Linked DNA regions of Homo sapiens: region 2 is linked to region 1. Evidence: chromatin loops called from intact Hi-C (ENCODE). Cell type or tissue: gastrocnemius medialis. All regions are shown on one strand.

Region 1 (4,000 bases):
TAATGAGGTTTGGGCCTGTCAACAATTCGGGAAAATTCTTATCCATTATCTCTTTGAATAGTTGTGTTCCACCATGTCTTTTAACCTTTTCTTTAATAGATTTTATCTCCCATCTCTGGGCTACATTCTAGATTATCTCTTTAGATCTCCCAGCTCGTGCTATCACAACACATTCCTCTGTGACTCAGCCTCTTGCTTCCCATACTGCAGCGGTGCTGCAGGACCGAGGCTCCCAGTTGCACTTTCTTTTTGTTAATGTGGGCCCTGTCTTATGGCCCTCTCAGGAAACATGAATTTAAGTGGAGTTTGTTCCTGGCACCCTCTCTGTTTCGTAGTCATCTACCTTGCCACGTCCTCCCAATTCTCATTTCCCTCCTCCAGGGACAGTCCAGCAAGTAGTCTGGCCTAAGGAGACATCCAATGAGAGAGTGAAATTCCAGTCTCCTTTTCTAACAGGCTATAACTTCATGAGTGATTCTCTTGAAACTCCCATCTTGGTTTTGACAAAGGGAAGTACCCTCACCCCGAGGGCAATCAGAGAAAGGTTGATGGTAATGGTGAAGGGTCACAACGGCTTACTTTACAGATATAGAGTCACGGACTCTCCCTGAGTTCTCCCATAGTATATACTAAGAGAAGGGAAGGGTAGGGTCTGTTTTTTTTTTTTAATTTCCAGTTCATATTCTTTGCAGTGGAGCAGCTGGCCTCAACTCTAGATGGCTATCTAAACTTAGATTTAGGGTACTATTTAGTCTTTTATTATCAGCTTTAGGCCTTAACTTTAATTCCAGGGAAACAGAAAAATCTCACTCAATATCTAATCACACATTATTTTTGAGAGAAGTTGCTCAACCATTGGGATACTCAACTGTTACTGTCAGTTGTATTCCTAACTTCACTCCTTAATATACTGTGCTTAACTCAAATAATTTAATGAACATGTGTTTAGAAGAATTATTAAATCTTTCTGAGCTCTTAGTTCTGATATAGCAATTTCTTTTATAATTTCTAAAATTCTATCTAAGGGATAGTTTGTTAAACACTTTAAAATGTATGAAATCTATGCAACTCAACAGACCCTATCTTCATCTTGGGTATTCCCTAAAACAGCAGCAAATAAACAAAAACATCTACTTCTGGTGAGCTTTTCAAATTAGAGCAAGTATAAGCACAATCTATTGATTGTCTGGGATGCACACACACTAGCGTCATCCATTAACAATGTTAATTAGAGGAATCATCAATTAAAGTATAGCAAGCCTTGGGCTGAGAATAGACATCACAGAAAACAGTCATGATCTGCTAATTATCTAATCACTAATGGACTTCAGTGAGTTAAACAGCATTTTGACACTCATAAAAACAGTAAAATTTTTAAATAAGATGGCATACGCTTTTTGTAAAACAAGTTAAATAAAACAGAAAAGTATTAGAAAGAACATAAAAATCCCCACAAATCATCTGACCTGGAGGTGAACACTGTGAATATTTTGGTAAACATCTTTATAGACAAATTTTAAAAGAATCACAGTTTGTCATGGTTTTGTGTATCACAAGCATTACCATTTCAGATGCTTCTCAATATTCTCCATAACTTCCTCATATTCTTTCATTTTATAGAAGATTAAAGATTCACCAGTGTCTATTTGCAGACATTTGCATAAGGGAGTAGGGTTAACTTCCGGTAAACTAGAATGTAAAGAGGTCATGGAGCCTATTTAGAAGCATCAGACTTTAAGAGTTGCCTATAATTTTAAGGAAATTCCTGAGCTTTAATGAGGAAGACTGTATCTAAAGGCACAACACAGCAAGTTAGTTTTGCCCTGTTGATCCTATGTTGGTGTTAAATCAGTGGCAAGTCATTTTTGGTTTTCTTCTGTGTGAATCTTTATAGTTCTCTTTATGGTGTCTCCTTTAATTGCTAAGCAGGACTGCCACCTAGCTTCAATTGCCTAAGCTTTCAGAATGTCAGAGCTTCCATTAGATAATGAGTGGCCAACTTGAAGGTCCCTTCAAATGCCTCTATCACTGTCACTTAAAGTGCCTTTATCCCAGGCCAAAGGAGGTCTTCATTTGGCTTTGCTGTATTATCGTTGCAGACAATGAAGATTTTGGAAGAAAAAATAGAATTATTACTCTTTGTGTGATCCGAAGATAACAGGAATGAGCAGCCCCTTTGGCTACCCAGAGGATGGAGCCAAAGGTATGCCATGGTCAAGTATGGTGGGCAGGGACATTCTTTTTCCCCAAGGAGATCTTAAACTTCATACATCACTCACAATACCAGGTATTTTGTAATAGAAATAATTATTTAGTGACTGTCAGAATCAATGATTCTCAACCCTGGCTGCATATTAGAATTATCTGGGAATCTTTTAATCAGTAGCAATGATTACGTCCCACCTCCAGAGACGCTGACTTAACTGTTCCAAGATTCTTCTCAGACATTGGTATTTTTAAGCTTCTCAGTGATTCTGATTAATGCCCACGTTTTCAAACCACTGATTGAAATTAGTAGAAAGGAGAGGAAACCTCATTATATCTATAGTTTAGATAATGAAAGAAGCCAGTCTGGGGCCGGGTGCAGTGGCTCACGCCTGTAATCCCAGCACATTGGGAGGCCGAGGCAGGCAGATCATCTGAGGTCAGGAGTTCGAGACCAGCCTGGCCAACATGGTGAAACCCTGTCTCTCCTAAAATAAAAAATAAAAAAATTAGCTGGGCATGGTGATGTGCGCCTGTGATCCCAGCTACTTAGTAGGCTGAGGCAGGAGAATCGCTTGAACCCGGGAGGCGGAGTTTGCAGTGAGCCAAGATTGCGCCACTGCACTCCAGCCTGGGCAACAAGAATGAAACTCTGTCTCAAAAAACAAAAACAAAAAAAGCCAGTTTGAGCAGATGCTCAAATTTTGAGGAAGGAAAAATGGGAAAAAGTAATATTTTTTTCATCTTAGTCATGGTTCAGTGCTGTTTCCTTATAGCCAGGATGACCATATAATTTATCATCCAAATCAGGACACTTCTGAGAGTTAAAGAAGGAGCTATTAACAATTATGCCAGAACAAAAATTAACTATAACTGTCCAGGCAACTTGGGACCAGTTGTTGCCATGCTTAGGTACATGGCTTGCCTGTCTTCTTGATCTCAATAGTTGCCCAAAGGTAAGCTATACTGTTGTTGATGTTTTAGTATTTGCCCATTGGAAGACTTTTAAGTCACTTTTAAAACTATGTGTCACCATCATATCAAATTCTAGCAGTCATTTTTTGGAAAGTTATTTTTTGTGTGTTTAAAAGATGCATGTTCTCAATATTCTTATTTTACTTCACCACCTTTCTCTTGTAGAAGAGATAGGAAATGCAACCTATATACATTGCCTTAAAAAATTTTTTAACCACTATGGGTACTTTTTAGTACCTCCAGCCAAAGTTAAATGAGACAGAAGTTAGAAACCACTTGCTGTAATTAAGTTTTTAGCTTGTGTGTGGATCTTGCACACACAAACTCAGTCCATTTCCCATTAACAAGGATAATTAAATGTTAATTGGACTTAAGACATTTGTGAATGTATAGTCTTAATTAATTACATTTATTGATTAGCTTTATTCTTCTGGCTAAATGAAATGTCTGTGAGAGCTCTTTAAAGAAGTAGAAAGTGCCATGTAAGTGAAAGACATTATTATATCACTGAAGTTTGTGTTTTAAAACAAATAATCCTAATTTTCCTATGAGATTTGGTTCAATGGGTTTTCAATAGTTTTCTTAACCTGAGAAATATTTCAGCAAATGAAATTTTACTTAGAAGCTCAATATATAAAATAGGTTAAAGACCTGCTGCTTGGGTTGAAGTGGGAAGAGGAAATTGGGGTGGGGACGAGGGGAAGGAGGCAGTACTTTGGCTATTCTGTTCACTCCCCCTCTTTCAGAATAAAGGTATAGGAAGAGAGTGGGAGAGAAACTTTGGGCTTTGAAAATGTATGTTGTGTTCCTAGTTTCAGTC
Region 2 (4,000 bases), 200 kb before region 1:
CTACACTAATAAGATACTTTTTAAAAAGATCATGTCAGAATAAGCTTATAAACAAGAGCCACATATTAATGTGTGTTGACAGAATGTTTGTACTGACTACACATTTGTTCTGCCCTGTATTAATTGTATTAATACATCAAGATTTTAAGAGTCATGTGGGGAAGGAATAAATCCTTTCCTCCTTTATATCCACCAAAGCCTCAGCCATACCTCGTACCTGATTTTCCAAGACAACATGCTGTTCAAATATTCTGTCCTAATATCCATCAAACAGAATCAGCTCAATAAATACAGAATGAATCTTAGTGACGAGCTCTTCTTCAAATTCAGCTCCCTTTTATTGGCTGTGTCCTCGTGAATTTTGGATGGGAATGAATCTGGAAAAACGAATCGTAACAATTTTTCCATAAATGCCAATCTGACAGTGGCACACTTCTTTCTCATAATTATGTTGAACCTATTTGGCTTTCCTGGAGTTCCATTATTTTCAAAAGGGAGAATCTTCTTTGCATAATTTATATATAGGATTATCATCTTCAAAATACTGAAACCAAAACCATAGTCCTAATAAATACTTTATACACAGGAAGAAGCTAGAACTCAGATGGCAAAAAAGTCACTGAATTCCCACGCTTTATGTGGCTATGCATTGATGGGGTGTGATGAGGTGGGTTGGTCTGAAGAACTCATGCCTCCTTTCAGGTGAAACTGGAGCCAATAAGACATAATGTTAGAAGAGGACCTACTATTAAATGTGGAAAAACCTGGAAAAGAAAGCATGTATGCAGTGTTCAAGAGCAAGATTCTCATATAAATAGTAAGGTAGGATTCTCCTTTCAATGATCCTAACTTTCTCCTGAGGTGATTTAAGGAAAAAAAAAACTTAAAAACTGGTATTAGTGACTTAATTAGCTTTCCTTTCAACACTCATATGTCCACACTGCATATATATATATGGTACTGCTACTAAATGCAATGTACAGGGAAAATTCAGATGTCTAATATTGACAGAGTACTATGAAAAAAATAACTTTAAGGTAATAGTAATATGTTTTTGGCCCCCCTAAAAATCAGACATTTTGGAAAAGCACAAAGAGGACACTTCACCACTTCTACCACTACCACCCTAGGCCAAGCCTCCATCTCCCCTTGCATCCACCCTTGCCCCCATTCTCTATTCAACACAGCAGTTGAGATGATCCTGCTGAAACCTAAGTCCAATAATACGTGACTTTGCTCAAAATCCTCCCACAACATTTCATCTCTCAGAGAGAAAGTCAATGTTCTTATCCTGGCCTGCAAGGTCCTACTTGACCTGCAGCCCCCACTGGTTCACTCTGCTGCAGCCTCACAGGCCTCTGTGTTCACCCTCAAAACTCTTGGCATGCTCTTGCCTCAGAGATTTCACACTTGCTCTTCCTTCTGCCTGGAATTCCAAGATCTCTCATTTCAGGTCTCTGCTCCTCCATGAGCCCTTCCCTGATGACCGTATTTGAAACCAGAATTCCACTCCCCCACGGGGCTCCTGCTTTATCTTTCGCCACTGCACCTATCACCTTTGTATACTATTTACCTTACTCACTTTGTCTGTCTACCAAAATGAATGTTAAGTTCTGTGAGGGCAGGATTTTTGTCCTATTCATCCTATTCATGGGTGTATCCCCAGGGCCAATACAAATGCCGGCTCACAGGAGGGGCTTAGTTAAATATTTGCTAACTGACCAAATACAAGACAGCAGGCAGGTAAGTAAGTATGAGCTTTGGAGGCATAAAGTCTATTCTCACTAGCACTGCATCAAGGAGGCTAAATGGTGGGCCTGACTACTGTAAGGCCCTGGCAGTTGCACTCAGATAAAAACCTGTGCTTTAGCCAATTGCTTCTAATCCAGCACATTGCTTCATAAATGTCTGCTTTTGGCCACAAGGGGGACTAAATGAGAAAGCATGGGAATAGTTCCTTCTAATCCATCACCACTAATAGAAAAGTAATTTGAAGCTCTAATATCCTATAACTCTATGAGGTCTGTAGCTGATGGTTAGGAGCCAAGATAATGAACAGCATTTAAGTAAGATTTCCCTGTCTCTTAAAAAATGTACAACTGAGGTGCTTACTATCTGTGTGCCCTGTACTATGCTAAGTGCTTTAATGCTTTATCTGGCTCAATCTTCTTAATAACCCTATGAAACGTGCCCAAGGTCATCGCCACTAAATGGCAGAACAGTTACTCAAAGCCCTGACCCTCCACTACTGCTTTCCTTTAATGTCCTCTTTAGCCTGTCTGTAGAAGGTTCTTTCTCCTCAACCCTTTACTCCTAACTCTTCCATAAGAGGAGTTCATAAGCCAGCATCGTCCATCCTGGCACTGATTTTTCCTTGAATCAACCCTGAGAATTTGGCTGCCATAATTAAAAATAAATAAGATCTATAGGCATGGCCAATAATTCATTTATTTTAAAAGGCTATCCATTAGCATTAGGAGATATACCTAATGTAAATGACGAGTTAATGGGTGCAGCACACCAACATGGCACATGTATACATATGTAACAAACCTGCACGTTGTGCACATGTACCCTAGAACTTAAAGTATAATAAAAAAAATAATAAAAGGCTATGCATTATTCCCCTCCTTCAAGCAGGTAAATCTATAGAAATGAAAGCATGTTCCACTCCAAGCTATAGTTTGATACTTTAAAAGCCAGTATGGGAAATAAATATCTTCATGTGTATGTCGACGTGAACCAGAAATGTTCAATATCATTAGCACCAGGAACAAACCTATGGGAGGACTGATCTGAAGAATCAATAAAGCTTGACAAACACATGGAAAACTGTAGTGTCTTGAGTATTGGTTTTCCACCAAGCACATTCTAGAACGAAAGCTTAAGAAACTTAAGTACTCTGGTTTTGGCCCTGAGAAGAGAAACAAGAGGCCACAGGTGCAACATATATGAGAAGAACCCACTCTGAAACTGTGGAATTGCCTTTCAAAGTAGCTCTAACCAAAAGTGATGGGCTGAGTCACGAGATAAGGCAACCGCATCGTATCTGCTCACCCCACAGCCTGGGAGGGGGATTTGATTGGCTGTTCATGAACGAAGGGCACAGTCTGGAAACAGAGTTAACCATGTATGTGTGTGATAAACGACATTTATTGAGCAGTACCGTGCTCCTTATACGCTTCATCACATTTATTCTTAATCTCTGTTTTGCAGATGAAAACCTGAGGCTTTCGGTTGTTGACTTTCAGCAACGTGCTCAAAGTCACAAAGCAAATAAGTGGTATAGCCCGGAGTCCAATCAATTTCTGTCCAACTCGAAGGCAGTTTTCTTGGCCATTATTATATTCTGCCTCTTGCGGCAGTGTAAGTAACAGCAGTCAAGGCCAAGGGCTGAGTTCCTCTGTCCAATATTACCCAGTCACTGACCCTCTCGTCTAGGTAGGTGAACGCTAAAGAGAAGCCTGGTTTTCTTTATACTGCCTAAGGGCTTCCTACGAGTGAGCTGTGAGGAAACCAGTACCCTGAACCAATTTCCACAGCGAGGTTTCTTGGGCAGTTTCTAATTGTCAATAGCCAGGAAACATGGGTAAACGCAGAGTGGGAAGAAACGGACTCTACAGACTGACCCTGGGGGCACTGGCCTTTTCCCTTCTCCTTTCCTGGGACGGGCCTCCCGTGCCCCTTATTGGGCATACTCCATTTTATGAACTGGGCTGTGTTCTGGATTATTTATACATTACTTGTTTGAAACTCAAAATGTATTTTCTTTGAGAAACCATGTTATACCTGGTGGCTTGTTTCTAGGCCAGTCCTCAAAAATCTATATTTAAGCCAGTATTAGGGAAAGTTATAGGGAAACAGATTTTTGGCTCATTACAAGGAAGAACTTTCTAATAATAGGCACTGCCCAAAATGGAGTGGGTTGCCTTGGGAGGTGTTACAACAGAAGGTAAACAGCTTTCTGGGCAGCCCCATAGAGACTCTGGATGCAACCATG

What was found. Peaks named below come from ENCODE experiments on the same cell type or tissue, not always from the same donor. Only the 100,000 strongest peaks of a DNase experiment are listed, where the experiment ranks them.
Region 2: a loop joins it to region 1, with 11 times the contacts of the local background. A loop is called at or near these places in 22 of 110 quality-filtered maps.

The regions. Positions count from the first base shown.
Region 1 is chrX:38,456,200-38,460,199 of GRCh38, reverse strand. No RefSeq gene overlaps it. Among named protein-coding and RNA genes, the nearest start is that of TSPAN7, 100 kb to the left of the region's middle. In gastrocnemius medialis, CTCF peaks have their summits at 1,740 and 1,939; no DNase peak of the experiment used is centred here.
Region 2 is chrX:38,652,373-38,656,372 of GRCh38, reverse strand. All of the region lies in intron 1 of TSPAN7 (tetraspanin 7), which reads right to left. Among named protein-coding and RNA genes, the nearest start is that of TSPAN7, 93 kb to the right of the region's middle. In gastrocnemius medialis, a CTCF peak has its summit at 1,928; a DNase peak (open chromatin) is centred at 3,972; H3K27ac peaks cover 3,748 bases.